Linked DNA regions of Homo sapiens: region 2 is linked to region 1. Evidence: chromatin loops called from intact Hi-C (ENCODE). Cell type or tissue: IMR-90. All regions are shown on one strand. Links, peaks and the distances in the headings refer to the core of each region. The heading gives the core; the rest is flanking DNA. Region 1 has its middle 16 kb from the start of LINC00858. Region 2 has its middle 210 kb from the start of CCSER2.

Region 1 (7,873 bases), core at 2,937-5,436:
AGAGACAGGGTTTCACCATGTTGAACAGGCTGTCCTCAAATTCCTGACCTCAGGTGATCCACCCACCTTGGCCCCCAAAGTGCTGGGATTACAGGCATGAGCCACCGTGTCTATCCTTGAGTTGATTTTTATATATGGTAAGAGATATGGGTCCAGTTTCATTCTTCTGCATATGGCAATTTAATTTTCCCAGCACCATTTATTGAAAAGGTGTCCTAACATCACTCCTTCTAAATCCTCTAACCCTTAACATAAGGATGTTAACATGGACATCACAGGGTTGTTGTGAGGCTTGAAGATAACATGTACTCACTAAGCACATAGAAAATACTCATTAAAACAGAGCTGTTCGTTAAGTCTTGGCCATGCCTTGCAGGGACTCAGTCTTACATAGAAAGGGGTAAAAGCCCCAGGGTTTGCTTATGGGACCTCAAGCCAGGCTGCCAGCATTCAAACACCATGTATTAAATCGTGATCTGCTGCCCGTCACTTCCTCTGCCTGTGCATCGTTTCCCAAGTTGGGAGGTGAGATGATGGAAGTGGCAACTTGACTACACAGAAAGGACCAGAACATTCCCTGTCATGGTAAGTGCTCATGGAGTATCAGCCACCAGTACATGCCAGTCAAAGACAGCCTCTGGTAATACGGGGCTAGGCCTGCACATTACTTTAAAATGTTTTGAGGTTTGTTGCCAACATTTAAAAATCAGGACAGTTTATTTAAATCCAGATGTCAGAAGATGAGGCTTTACCCGGCTGCCTTCCTACATTGTTACAGTTTGTAGAGCTCAGGGCAGCTCGGCCCTTTGCCCAGGACACATGCTCTTGTGTCAACCTCAGTGCCTGTGTCCCCTGTTGATCCTGTGGGCCTCTGGGTTTGTGACAAGAGCCATCCCGAGTCCCCAAGAGAAAGAGACGAGGCCGAACACATCAGCGTCCTCATCTGTGCTCAGAGGAGAGGCAGGGAGGAAGGTGGTTTGGTTAGGCTGCTTTCAGGGATGGCTTAAGCTCAAGCCTTGCATCCCCAAGGCTTCCCGCAGGAGTGAAAGGAGGGCTTGGGAATGGCCACCCTGGCCTGGGTTGGCAGGAGATGGGAAGGGCTGAAGCAGCACCTGGTGAGGAATGACCAGAGTCCCGCCTGAAGCTACTCACTTCAGAAGCCCCATGTCGGCCCACACCCCCCAATTCCCACTCATGGAGTGGGCTTGGGGAGACTCATCACCTTCAGGCTCTTCTGCCCATGTTCCCAAGCACTTTTAGGATCTTGTCCCCTGTGACACTGCGTGCAGGGCTTCTTCTCTGCCCTCCTTCCCACTCACCCCACAACCTCCCCTGCACCCCTGCCTTCTTTTAAGCAGCTCAGCTGCCTCTGGGGGAAGAGGACAAAGAAAGTGGCTGAATCCTGTCTGAAGTCCACCTCCCTGTGGGCCCTTGGCACAGTCCCTGAGCTGGGATAGGAATCAGAGTCCGCCCATCCCTGGCACTTGGCCTGGCAGAAGTTAGACCACAGCCCTCAAAGGCCTAAATCCTTCTCAGGCTCGCTTTGCTCTGCGCAACCCCTAAGGTGATGGATTCACAGTCCTCAAGCTCTCTGCTGATTTTCTACAATGAATATGTACCACTTTTGCAATCACAAAAACATGTAAAGAGTAATGTTACTTCTACCTCCTTCAAGTGTTTTATCCCTGGCTGTAGTTGTATGTTCCCTGCAGAGCCTGTGGGCCTCTGGGTTTGTGACACTAATGCAGGAGTCCCCATCCCTGAATGTATATCTGTATATCTGGTGAGACCCGGGGCCCTGAAGGGAAATGGAGATGGTGGGCAAGGTGACTGAGGAAGTCTGATGATGAAGGCGCAGCTGACCCAGGACCGTGGAGGCAGGAGAAAGCAAGCTCCGTCCCACAGAGCGGAGGGGAAGAATAGATAAGCCCCATCAGTCTGAGTTTGCTGAGCGTCATTCCCCACCAGCCTTCCTCTCCTGCCTCCCTCCTAGGCTCCTCTGGAGCAACTGCTCACCCTTTCCTGGGCACCCCTTGGTCTTTTTTCTCCATTCACTTGTGACCCCTTAATGCCACCCCCTGCAGACACAATGAATTTTAGGGGGACACACCAACAAGGTCCCCCCGCCCATGTTAGTCATCACTAGCACCACAGTGCTCTCTCCAAGTTCCGTGCAGCCCTGGAGAACTGGGGCCACATTGTGGAAAGGGGAACAAGAGCAAGGTGAGAAGACTGAGTCTGGAGAAGTCAGGAAGGAAGAAAGAAGGGTGAAAATAGCAGAGACTGTGCTAGAGCCTCATCTGCAGAGCTCGAGGGCTCAGGGCATCTTCACTGGAGGCCCGGGGAACCAGCCTAACTTCTCCTGCCCTGGCCTCTAGCCACACTCTACACTAAAGACCACATTGATATGCAGACACACAGACTGGACTTGGAAGAGGCCACCAGGAGGTGGACGTCCAGAACCAGCAAGCATCAAGCACCAGAAAATGTCACCTCCAGCAATCACTTCCTCATTTGTAAGCCAGCATCCATTTGACCCCCTGAATCCCTGTCTGTGTCACTTAGTTCTGACATATTCACCTATCCATCCAATACGTATCTACTGAACAGCTGCTGTGTGTCAGACACGTGCTCGATGCGACGACGCAGTACCAAGATCCTTTCCAGATACTGCCAGAAAATGTCCACTGCCTCTTTGTCTCTTCGTTACATTTGTGAGTAAAATACAGGTGTTAACAATAGCTAGGAAATCAAAGATAGAAATTACGGTACAGCCATGTCCAAGTAAGTGAAATCAGGTATAATAATAAGGTTATCAAGATAGCCCAGAAATTTCCTTCAGAATCTCTGCAAGTCCTTATCACAAAACTAAACAGTTATCCCTGGCTCTAGATAAATTAAGCGTGCACTCTATGCTTCATTGTGTACTTGATTTAATTGTATTTCAAGAGAATTATCCCCCACTGAATTTCAATGTGTAGCCAATTTTAGCCCCATTCTGGATTTTTAAAATTTTCTGTTTGACTTGGAAATCACCATTTTTTTTCTTTTGTTTCTCTATTTTTTTAAAACCACATAGTCCTATGTAAGAAAACCACCATGATTTCTAAGAACAGTTTTCCCTAAATTGGCATCCACAGAGGAAGGCCCCATAACATGCACTCCTGTAGTGTGACCAGGCCTTGCCATCCCCTCGCTGGGTAACCTTGGGAGTCAAGACCCCCTCTGGCCCATCCCCTCTATCATCTCAGTCCCCCAGGGCTCTGACACAGGCAGAAGATTCTCAAACACTATCGAATTTTTTTTCTCCAAACTAGATGTTTGTGGTGGACTGAATGTTTGTGTCCCCTGAAATACCTATGTTGAAACCCAGTACAGTTAAATGAGGTCATAAGAGCGGAGCCCTGATCCCATAGGATTGTGTCCTTATGAGAAGAGACACCGGAGAGCCTGAGCTCCCTCTTCTCCCACCCCAAGCATATGTCCAGGAAAGACCATGTGAGCTCACTGTGAAAAGTTGGCCCAGCCCAAGGAGAGAGCCCTTACCAGACACCAACACTGCCGGCAACTTGATCTCCGACTTCCAGCCTCCAGAAATGTGCAAAATAAATTTCTGTTGCTTAAGCCACCCAGTCTATGTATTTTGTTACAGCCGCTTTAACAAACTAATACAGTGTTACATCAAAGCTCATCATTGAAACAGATGATAATGGAGGGGACCAACAGCCCAACTGGTGCCCCCAGCCCAGGAACACCCAGTGCCACTTCTGCAGAACCCGGGGATTGTAAAAATCCCATTTAAAAGTTATAAAATTTGGCTTCTAAGATCCCCTCCCACTCTAAGATCCATTGATTCTAGAATGTATTTGAGTTCTTTCACAAAGAAATGTAAGTACCGTAGAATATTATCACCCACCTCATCCTCTTGCTGGGAAAGATGGCTCTGCCTATTGCCAAATGGACTTGACATCACAAATAAAGTAGAAAGTTGTAACCAAGGTAAAGGATTGGCCCCTTCCGGAGACCTTCACTGGCACAATTTTCCTGGGGAGGGAAAGGGCTGTGCATTTGATTGTCTAGCAAGAAAGTAGATACCAACTAGATACTGCCTGAACTATACAGTATCTATATTCCCTGTTAAAGGGAAAAGGGATCCCACAAATTTTCTATATAGATAAATAAATTCATTGGCAAAGAAGTTGGCCTAATTTATTCATATCTTTCTTTTTGCCTCATAATTAATAGAATTTCTGCTGTTCTCCCTGTCAGAGATACTCCTGGTCCAATTCTCTCAAATACAAGCTCACTCTCCTTCCCACCACAACTGTCTCCCTTCTTGTGTTCCCTGTGTATGTAAATATCACTATTATCTGTCCTGTCATCTAAGGTAAATGAAGAGAGAAGGGAAAAGCAGAGATCCGACATGCATAAATACTCGCACTGGGCAGAATGTGAGGGTGGCGCAGTGCTCAGCAGGTACCACAAGGTGGCAGTGCCCTCTCAATGATCAGTACATCCTGAGCTGCCAGCCCTGATGGTAGTGCCTCTCCGCAGAGCCTGGGGGTCTCCTGCTGAGGCCGCGTGGGTGGGTTATTGATTCCTGCAGGATTTCCGACACGTTTTCCTTTGCCTGCTCGTGATACAGACGAAACCTGACACTTAACTGTTTCTACCTCAAATGATGACATGATTCCACATCTCTCTCTTTCTTAAAGGAAACACAGTGTCATGCACGTTGGCCAGAGGAGTCTTTGATGGCCCCATGGAGTCAGTCCCTTTTCTCTGTCTATAGAACAGCCATTGAATGTCTAGCCAAATGGAGGCCTCCAAAGCCCTGCACACCACAGCATTTTGATAAGAGGTCTGGGCCTGGGTTTTGTCTTTGTCTGACTGATAAGTCAGGGCAGTCCCTGGATTTCTCCAACCTGGGACTGTTCATCTGAAAAGTGGTGGTGATTAGCCCTCATGCTGTGATCATAGGTGGAAGAACACTGCAAACTATGGGGTGTGGGGCAGGAGGGTTCGGAGAAGCACCCCACTCCTCAGGCAGAGGCACAATAAATGACATTTGGCAATTGTGGGCAATGTTTCTAAGGTAACGAGGGCTGGGAAAGCACTGGGTGAAGGCCAGAGATATAATCCTTAAGTCTTCCCTCTGTTCTCGGTTGAGGTAACTTGCTGCTCCTCTCTTAAGCTGCTCCTTGGCCCCAACATCACACACCTGCTCTTCCCTCCATCCACCTGGCAGCTCTCACAATGGCCTCCATTATCCCCTGCACAGCATCCTCAGCTCAGCTGCCCTGCCCTCTGCAGCTGTCCAACACATGCACCGCCTTCGCCTTCTAGATCACAGCCAGCTTGGCAGATTGGAAAGGGCTCAGCTTTGGGTGTTGGAAATCCCTGGGCATGAATCCAGGATTTACCATTTATTCAATGTGACAAAGATTCTCTGCTTGACCAAACTCGAGTCAGGCTCTTGAACCTTCTTCTAGGCCCATCTCTGAACTTCCTTGTAACACCCAGTTGTAGCAAAGAACCCTATTAAGTTAGTTTAGCAAGAACCATCAGCCCTGGATATCTGATCAGGTTCCTCAGCCTGCACCATCCCCCAGGTGATTTCTGATCACCCTGGCCTGTCTTCAGCAAGAATCTTGTTCGATAGGTTTAGCCAGAATCCCTTTTATTCTTGATGTTTCATCTTAGTAATTTTCCATCCAGCAAACCACACCCTGCTCCTGGGCTATCGTTTCCGACTTGTCCATCTCTCTCACCCATTGCAACATTCCATTGCAGCTGTCCCTACACCTATAGCGATGGTCCTGAATAAAGTCTTTACCATGCTTTCACAAGTGTCATCGAATAGTATTTTTTAACAAATGTCTAAGCAAGTTCGAGCAAATTTTTTATCTCTGAGTTTGTTCCACATCCACAAGAATGGACTCATTTGGGTGGCATACTTTAAAGCACATGGTACCCGGTAGGTGCTCAATAGATATTAGATATGTTCCATCAGGGACTTCATCATCTACTCTTTGCTGTCACTCAAGAAAAGGGTGTGTAGGAGAATTGTGATAATTGACTGGCGATTACACACCACAAGTGTCCCAACTACTCCCTCATTTAATCCCCACAACATCCTCACAAGCACAGTTCTCAACTTCGTTTGCAAATTTGAATCACCTGGTTCCTGGTGACTCAATGTGTTATCCCTGCACTGGAAGCCCCAACCTCATTTGGGAGCTTGTTCGAAATGTCTCAGGGTTGGGCGTGGTGGCTCATGCCTGTAATCCCAGCACTTTGGGAGGCTGAGATGGAAGGATCACTTGAGTCCAAGAGCTGGACACCAGCCGGGGCAACATAGTGAGCCCTTGTCTCTGTAAATACATACATACACACATACATACATACATACATACATACATACATACATACATACATAAAATAAAAATTTTTTAAAAAGAAATGTCTCAGGCCCTCAAGTCTCAGGGCCCAGCTCAGAACTCCTTAATCCAAATCTTCATTTTAACGACCCCTAGAGTTGGTTTGTGTGCACCTTAAAACTTGAGAAGCCCCAGAGAGCCTTACAGATTATAGCTGTCTAGGTCCCTGGCACAGAGATTCTGATGTGGTAGGTTTAAAGGGCTGGCTGGCTTGGGCTTTTTAAGCTCCCAGGTGATTCTGATATGCAGCCATGAGTGAGAACCACCACTTTTGGGGAGTGGTATGAACAGTTCTGTTTCATGAAGAGTGATTTAACTGAGATTTACTCTGAGTTATCTCTGAGGCCATTGTTTGCTGTTTTATATTAATATATATTTCTCTCTAGGTGTTCATTCTTCTTCACTTGCTCTTGTTCTATGGCTTGCTCTCATCTTTCTCTTACTAATTCTCCCAAATTCCAAAGACCATAGGCCAGCAGGAGAGCCTCAGCCCAAGGCTTTTTATTTTATTATCATGATATCATCCACAAGATAATAGGGCCAGGGCTTTTAGTGGGCGCACTAAAGAATAAGAGGTTAATAATACTGCTGAAGGTCATACAGTAAATGAGAAAGCTTGGTTTGTGCCTCCTGGCACAGGGATTTTTGGATATCAGTGCAGGCAATGCACATCCAAGATGCTGTAGAGCAGCACTTCTCAAACTCTTCGGTGCACACAAATCACCTGGGATCTTGTTAAATGCAGACTCTGGTTCAGTAGGCCTGGGTAGGGACCAAGGATGCATTTCTAACAAACTCCCAAGTAAACCGATGTTACTGAGTTGCAGTGTGTTCAGCCAAAGCAACCGATTATGATCCTAGCTGCTCCTCCATCACTTCCCAGCCTCTGACTGGGTGTTCATTGTCTCTCACCTGCCAGATGATTCAGATCAATGTTTCAAGTTGTGTCATTGGACTGAGCTCTGAAAACCTCCATGCCAGGCCTAAGATGCCACTGGGTGGCGCTCTGGTGCACCTCCCTATGGCATTTCCTGTTGCCGCACAGCTGTTGGGTGTTCACCATTCAACAACAATTCAACAAATATTTATTGAGCCTAACTGTAAGTCAAGTTTAAACAAGACAGACAAGGTCCTCATGAGGGGCTTACATTGTACTGACAATAAACAAGTAAATGTATAAAAGAAATCGTTACAAATTTTGATAAGCACTTTGGAGGACATAAACTAGGGAACAGATAGGGAAGCTGGGAGAGGTGGTTGGGAAAGACCTCTCTGAAGAGGTGATATTCAAGCTGTGACTTAAACGATAATAATAAGGCTGTCAGGTGAGGGCAAAAGGAAAATATTTCAGGCAGAGGGAACAGCAAGTGGGAAAGGGAGTGGCTGTTCGAGGAGAGGCATGAGGCTGGGGCAGAAAGCCCAAAGAGAAGCAA
Region 2 (7,873 bases), core at 2,324-4,823, 270 kb after region 1:
CTAAAAGGTGCCAAGGTACAGCTCGGGCTGTGACTCCAAATGGTGCAAGCCCCAAGCCTTGGCAGCTTCCACGTGGTGTTGAGCCTGCAGGTGCACAGAAGTCAAGAATTGAGGTTTGTGAACTTCTGTGTAGATTTCAGAGGATGTATGGAAACACCTGGATCTCCAGGCAAAAGTTTGCTGCAGGGGTGGGGCCCTCATGGAGAACCTCTGTGAGGGCAGTGCAGAAGGGAAATATGGGGTCGAGCTCTCACACAGAGTCCCTACTGGGGCACCACCTAGTGGAGCTGTAAGAAGAGGGCCACCCTCCTCCAGACCCCAGAATGGTAGATTCACCAACAACTTGCACCATGCAACTGGTAAAGCCTCAGACACTCAATGCCAGCCTGTGAAAGCAGCCAGGAGAGGTGCTGTATCCAGCAAAGCCTCAGGGGCGGAGCTGCCCAAGGCCATGGGAGCCCACCTCTTCTGTCAGCATGACCTGAATGTGAGACACGGAGTCAAAGGAGATCATTTTGGAACTTTAAGATTTAATGACTTCCCTACTGGGTTTTGGACTTGCATGGGACCTGTGGCCCCTTTGTTTTGGCCAATTTCTCCCATTTGGAGTGGGTTTATTTGCCCAGTGCCTGTAACCCCATTGTATCTAGGAAGTATCTAACTTGCTTTTGATTTTACAGGCTTATAAGGTGGAAGGGACTTGCCTTGTCTCAAATGAGACTTTGCTGAAAGAAGACTTTGGGGGACTGTTGGGAAGGCATGATATGTTTTGAAATGTGAGGACATGAGATTTGGGAGAGGTTAGGGGTGGAATAATATGGTTAGGCTGTATCCTCACCCAAATCTCAGTTTGAATTGTAGCTCCCGTAATTACCACATGTTATGGGAAGGACCCAGTGGGAGGTAATTGAATCATGGGGGTGGGTATTTCCTGTGCTGCTGTTTTTGTAGTGAATAAGTCTCACGAGATCTGACGGTTTTAAAAAAGGGAGTTCCCCTGCTCATTCTCTCTCTTGCCTGCCTCCACATAAGAAATGCCTTTCGGCCGAGCGTGGTGGCTCACGCCTATAATCCCAGCACTTTGGGAGGCTGAGGCGGGTGGATCACTAAGTCAGGAAATCGAGACCATCCTGGCTAACATGGTGAAACCCCGTCTCTACTAAAAAATATAAAAAATCAGCCAGGTGTGGTGGCGGGCGCCTGTAGTCCCAGCTGCTCAGGAGGCTGAGGCAGGAGAATGGCGTGAACCCGGGAGGCGGAGCTTGCAGTGAGCCGAGATCGCGGCACTGCACTCCAGCCTGGGCGACAGAGCGAGACTCCGTCTCAAAAAAAAAAGAAAAAAAAAAAAAAAAGAAATGCCTTTCATCTTCCACCATGATTGTGAGGCCACCCCAGCCACATGAAACTGTGAGTCCATTAAACTTCTTTTCCTTTATAAATTACCCAGTCTTTGGTATATCTCTATCAGCAGGATTAAAGCAGACTAATAGATCTTTGTATTAGTTCTGATAGTGCTTTTATGGGTTCCTTGGGATCTTCTGCACACAGGAGCTTGTCATCTACAGTAGACAGTATTACTTTTCCTTTCCCAGTGTGGATGCCTTTGTTCCCCACCTTGTACTTGCCTGATTGCACAGCCCCCTTTTCTCTCAAGGCTGATGCTGCTGAAGCTGGAACCCCCAAGAGAGATTGACTCCCCGTGGCCATAGACCTATGCTGTGACCTTTGGTGGCCCAGGAGGATAGCAGCAATGAGCCACAGCTGCCTTCCAACTTTGTGGGGGTGGGAAGGCAAAGCCTGTGCTCACTGTCAGATGTCCATCACAGGCCCATGTGGCCATGGGGCATGGCCCCAGGTCTCTGGACCCTCTAATTTGGGATCCCTAGTTCTGAGAGCCCCACTGAAGATTTTGCATCTGATTCCTACCTTATTCCTCCAAACACACTGTGTAGCAAGAGATGACTGTCTGGGCGCCACATGGTGACCCCAAATTGTTTTAATAAAGTTAGTCTTACATTATTCCTTATCAGTGAGTGAAGCAGTGGGAATCTTAGGAATATAGCACAGAGGGTTTGGGAAGCTGAGTATGCCAGACTGTAGGGCCTGTGGTGTTTAGATATATGCTCCCCAAACTGAGGCAAGGCCTCATGTCTAATATTGATTTTTTAACACAGGAAGAGATTTAGAGAGGGAGGTTGAGGGGGAATCACTTCTCATGGAACCAAGGAGCTTCAGGGAAGGTTAAGCTGCCTTCAGAGGGTTATTTAGAATATCTGAGGGGGTGGAGTTTAAAGAAAGAATATTCAATACTATAATTTTAATTTTGTTTTCCAAATCTGAGTTTCTTTTGCTGTAATATAAACTTGAAAATTAAATTCAACAAAATCATTTTTGTTCTTGGAAACAGAAAATACAGCGAGTTTCAAAGGAAACAACAGGGAGTTTGGGGGTTTCTATGGTCCTGCAGGTGGAGACTGCGCTGGAGAAAACCCAGCGTTATTACACCCACGTGGGTGTGGAATGCAGAAGCCTGGTCGCATAATAATACATGATGTTTATTGAGTGTTCTCTGACACTCAACAATAATAGTTAATGTTTGTTGAGTGCTTTATAAATGCAACCATTATAAATGAAGGACCACTCTTGTTTAGTGTTGACGGAGGGTGCAGTGGAAAAACTAAAACACAGTCCGGGAGCCAAAAGTTCACAATAGTGTCAACTCTTTACTTGCTTTGTCAAAAATGGTGACGGGATCCAAATACACTGCACAATGACATTCGTAAAGAGATTTGTTCACCTCTCCAGCCCACTTCCCACAAGCCTTCCCCACAGCACAAGCTGCTCCCAGACATCTTTCTTCCCAGTGCACCTACCACATCCCTCCCTCCCCATCCAGTTTCTGACCCCAAAGAGCAGCAGGGCCAGAAGTCAGTTCTCCCACCTTGGCACAAAGAAGAGCCCATGCGGAGGCCTCATTTCCAACATCTCGTAGACCAACAGGCACAAGAGTGTCACACTGGGGTCTAGAAGCATGACTCCATGTGCTGTGCTGGGTGCTTTATGTGTTGATGATGATAATGATGGTAGCTTCTAACCCTTGATGTTCTGTGTGGCCAGGCATTGTTCTAAGCGCTTTATATCCTGCCCTCAAATTCTTGCAACATTCCTAAGAAGCAGGCACTAGCCTCACTATTTTACAGAGGAGAAACTAAGGCTTGAAGTTAGATACCTTGCCTGCACTTACAGCTATTAAATGGCGAAATAGAATTTGAAACCAGGTCATCTGCATCAGAATCCATGCACTTAATCACAAGGCTACTACTACATCTCCAGCTATATTTCATCTCAGTTCGTTTTCACAATAGCATTTCCTTTTTCACATGATAAAACAGAGGAGAGGCTCAGAGTGTTAAAAGTCAATGGCCCAAGTCATAGAGCTATTAAAGGAGTGGAATAGGCCGGAGCGATAGTGGGGAGGGCCGGCGGGAGGCTGAAGGCGGTAGTCTATTGTACAATGCTGCCATCTAGTGGTAAAATCTGAAACCTTCCTTATACGTACCCCGCCCATTTCTAAAAATGATTTACAGTTGCTTGAAGTTTCAGAAGATGGAAACCCTGTCAAATCCTCAAAGTATTAAAATAAAAGTGAAAGGAAAACAACCATATCATAATGGAGGAATAGCTGAGGCAATAGTTTTTAACTGAGAACCTACTTGGCTCTGAGTTTCCTGGCAGCCAAGGCTAAGAAGGAAATGTGTGTTCCATTGCTTATTGCACAATAAAAAGTCGATTAATCCATCACAAGACCAGCCTTGGACTTCATTTTTAATTCAACAACAATGGCACTAAAGATGTTGTAGGTGCCCTCCTGTGGACATTCATTTACCTGGAAAAGCCAACCAAGGGTCCCGATGGAACAAGTATGCTTGTTTATATAGGGGCCCTGGCTCAGCCTTTCCCCAAGCAGTCATTCCTGGGATGAGAATGACCCATGAAGGCTTTCAGCAAATGCTATCCACTAGGTCTTTCGGGCCCAGGCACCACCCACATTTGTGGTAGTTTTGGTTCAGTTATGTTTCGAAGGCAGCGCTGAGGGCCTGGCCCCTTGGTTTGGACTTTGGGTGGTGGCAGTGACAGTGCTCTGTTGTTCCATGAGCTCCAGAGATGTACTCTAGACCTGCGCTGTCCAATAAGGCAGTCACAGGTTACATGTGGCTCCTGAGCACTTAAATTGCAGCTGGTCTGAACTGAGATGCCCTGGAAATATAAAATCCACAGCAGATTTCATATAAAAAAGGAAAAATATCTCATTAATAATTGTTATACTCATTACATCTTGAAATAAATTATTTCATGCTGGATTAATAAAAAATAAGTTATTAATTTTACTTATTTCTTTTCACATTATAAAATGGGACTTTTAAAAAATTTAAAATTGAGTATGTGGCTGGCACTGTATTTCTTTCACGTCTAGAGATAGAAGAAATACTCTAGAGAGAGTATTTCTCTCTCTTCCTGGCTCCAGAGAGGTGGACTAGGCACTCTGGTCACCACGGGTAATGCCCCAAAACCCTAAGAACCTTTTGTGTTATTATGGGAGAACAGTTGTCTTTGTCTTCTAGATGCAGGCTAGCTTAGAGTTGAAGAATTTGGCTAAAGTGTTCAGTGGCTCCAAACAACTTTGCTCTGCCAGTTGGGACACGTTCTCTGTGTCAGCAGGCCAGGGATTGGGGTGGGGGTGTTGTCAACAATGGGAAAGGAGGGGCAGGGGGAAGGCAAGTTTGTTTCTCAGAAGTAGAATGAGCCACCCCTGCACCTGAAGTGGGTGTCTCTTTTGAAAAGGATTCTTTGGTCTCCAGGTATACAGTGCTCCTTCCATCACTGGGGTCCAGGTCTGGGCCCCAGCATTTGGACTTCACTCACCAAGGCCAGCTCTGATTTGCTGATGTATCAGTTATAGTTTTCAGAAGCCAATTTGCAAATTTCCTTTCAGATCTTAAAAAGGCTGGAAAGCAGAGAGATGAGGGCATAAAGCTTTGTAAATTATCAAAATCCCAAGCACACACATCTTCAAGCGCACAGGAACCACAAGTCCCCAATCATTATTGTGGTTCTGCTTTTTCCCCTATATTATGTGTTACAATATTACGAGTCAATTTCCCAGAAGTTTTAGCTGCTTTTCTCTGGCTGCACTAATTATATCAATAACAAACTCACAATCACATCAAATGACTGTCAACATATCCCAGTGCGCCATGCTCCATGAAATGACTAAATAAAGCAAAATTCCTTTATGGATTCCTTGGAGTATAACTGATCACAAGTTTGAGAATCTTGGGCTAAATCCAAAAGATGGCATCAAGCTCCCAGGCAGCTGGCCAAAATGTGAAGGCAATCTGCCTGGATGAACTTCTTCAAAATTTCCAGTTTACTCTTAGCACATCTAAGGTCACTGTATGAGTCCGTTTTCATGCTGCTGATAAAGAGATACCTGAGACTGGGCAATTTACAAAAGAAAGAGATTTAATGGATTTACAGTTCCACATGGCTGGGGAGGCCTCACAATCATGGCAGGAGGTGAAAGGCAGGTCTCACATGGTGGCAGACAAGAGAAGAGAGCTTGTGCAGGGAGACTCTGTTTTTCAAACCATCAGATCTCACGAGACTTATTCACTATCACAAGAACAGCACGGGAAAGACCTGCCCCCATGATTCAGTTACCTCCCACCAGGTCTCTCCCACAATAACTGAGAATTCAGGATGAAATTTGGGTGGTGACATGGCCAAACCACATCAGTCACACTCCAATTCTTGAATGAAACTGGGTAGGACCAGTGCCCACCCAAATGATCAGAAGGGAGTGTGTGCCTCCCACACAGTAACTCCCCATTAAATGTGAGTTCTCACGTCAGAGGTGCATAGGGCTGGGGAGCCAGAAGTATGTGAGGTCTCTTTCTGGGCTTAAAGCAGGGAAGGAACCCAGAAGCCCCCTGCTGAGCAGAGGACTCACTGTGGGGTTTGCCCTTTGGTAAGTCTGAATTTTGGTGGTCGAATTCAAAAGCCTCCTGTAGCGTGCAAAGGACACAGCTTCAGAGCCTTCCAGGGTGGCTAGCTCATGGTGGTCACGCCCCACCTCCTGTGGAATGAATGGATTCCACAGGGCTTAGTTGTCTGTTACTGTCTTGTTTCCTGTTACCCTGGGCTATGTCTCTTAGGCTGCCTCCAAATCTTCAGGGCAGCCTTGGAGGAGCCTCACACCGGACTCAGGCTAGAGCTCCCAAGGGAGAGCAAAGCCGTGGGGTGACTAGGTGCTCAGTGAGTCCCCAGGGGAAAGGGAAACTTGGGGAACAGGATGCAGGGCTGTGCTACCTGGCAGCCCTCCTTTCAAAGGGGATGCATCTCTGGCCATCATAAAAGATTCAGTTCTGTCAAGGGCCTTCCAACATGCAGAGCGTGAATGAGGCCTGTCAAGGGGCTCCCGGGGCCTCCCTCCCTTCGCCTCCTTCCTCCAGATGATGTTTCTTTCCCTGGGGTCTTGGCAGCTGGTCCTGAGCTCCCGGCGGCCCATTTCCCGGACCTGCGTTCCCAGGCATGGCCACACGAGTGCGCCCGGCTCCCGCTCCGGATCCGCCTCACCGGGGCTGAGTCAGGCTAGCTAACGGGCCGCGGGATCCCAGGGCCGGGTCCCCCGACCCTGCCTGATCATCTGAGGGGCAACTTCGCTGCGCTTGGAAATCCTCTTGACGACTTTGTCTGCCAGGACGCCCCAGCGGGGCCAGCTGAGCGTCCTGGCCTGCGGCTACAGCCTATGGTGAGGGGTGGAAACGGCGCCCTCCTCCAGTGCTGCAGAAGTGATGAAGATTCCCGCGACCTGGAGGCACCAAGTCCTTCTCAAGCGCAGGGGAGAGGGAGGGCGCGGTGCGGGGGGGTCCTGGGGGGCTCCCTCGGAATGAGGGATGGGTCTCCCGACGGCGCCCCCAGCCAGGGCCAGAAGCGTGGGCGCGCCGCGTTCCCGGTGCTTCCGTGCAACACGTTTCTGTCTCTCCCGTTTTCCAGAGGGAAAATTTGCCGTGGGAAGCAAGGATTCCCGAGCCTCGGTCCTGTCCACGCGGTGCAGGGCACCTGTCCAAGGTGGGCCTGGCCTGGCCCTGCCCAGATTCAGCCAGGTGACCGGGGCTGCAGGCAGATCCAGATGACAACGAAGTGCTCTCCCCTCCATTCTCCAGGCCTCTCCTGCGGGGACCCAGCTGGAAGGCCTATGGGCTCCCACCCCTCAGGGCAAAGGCTGGACTTAAGGGCCAGGCTTTCCAGGTGTCATTTCCTCTCCGAACCTCTGGGTGTCACTCACCTCGAATTTCCTGTCTTTAGTTGGGCATTGGCCGACAGAGCGCGGAATCTCTGCTGCCCTGCTCAGGCAGAAGGGCTTGGCCTCCTTCCCACAGGCCATGGTCCCCAAACACCACTCAGCACCCCCAGGCAGGCTGCACATCTGGATGGGCATAGGGGGAATAGGATCCCACACTCACCCTCACCATGGCCTCAGGCTGTGCAGAGCATGCTTCCAGGTCCTTGACTTTGGGTTTGGGCAGATGACTTTGGCCAATGGAATATTAGCAGTCATAGGGTTAGCAGAGGCTTTCAATGTGCTTGAGAGATTGGCTTTGCATCCCCGCACTTCACTGATTGAACCTAAATGAGAAGCGTTTCCTCCTGGTAGCTGCTGCCCTTTCATCCTGGATCCCATAATAAGCACACATAGAGCAGGCCTGAGCCCAACCTGCAGTGGGAAGCCGAGCCCTGCAGTCCCACTGCCCGAAGCAGAGCCGACCTGCTGAGCCCAGCCTTGACAAGCATCCAGTTGTCTTCAGTGGGC

Evidence for each region. A loop is a pair of places that touch in the nucleus more often than their neighbours do. Peaks named below come from ENCODE experiments on the same cell type or tissue, not always from the same donor. Only the 100,000 strongest peaks of a DNase experiment are listed, where the experiment ranks them.
Region 2: it touches region 1 in a loop (12-fold over the local background); 106 of 110 quality-filtered maps call a loop at or near these places.

What each region holds. Positions count from the first base shown.
Region 1 is chr10:84,260,286-84,268,158 of GRCh38, forward strand. No RefSeq gene overlaps it. Among named protein-coding and RNA genes, the nearest start is that of LINC00858, 16 kb to the right of the region's middle. RefSeq lists a silencer at 4,416-4,565. In IMR-90, for the core only: a CTCF peak has its summit at 4,481 (motif pointing right); a DNase peak (open chromatin) is centred at 4,536.
Region 2 is chr10:84,534,087-84,541,959 of GRCh38, forward strand. No RefSeq gene overlaps it. Among named protein-coding and RNA genes, the nearest start is that of CCSER2, 210 kb to the left of the region's middle. RefSeq lists enhancers at 1,167-1,666, 2,919-3,623. In IMR-90, for the core only: a CTCF peak has its summit at 3,517 (motif pointing left); a DNase peak (open chromatin) is centred at 3,515.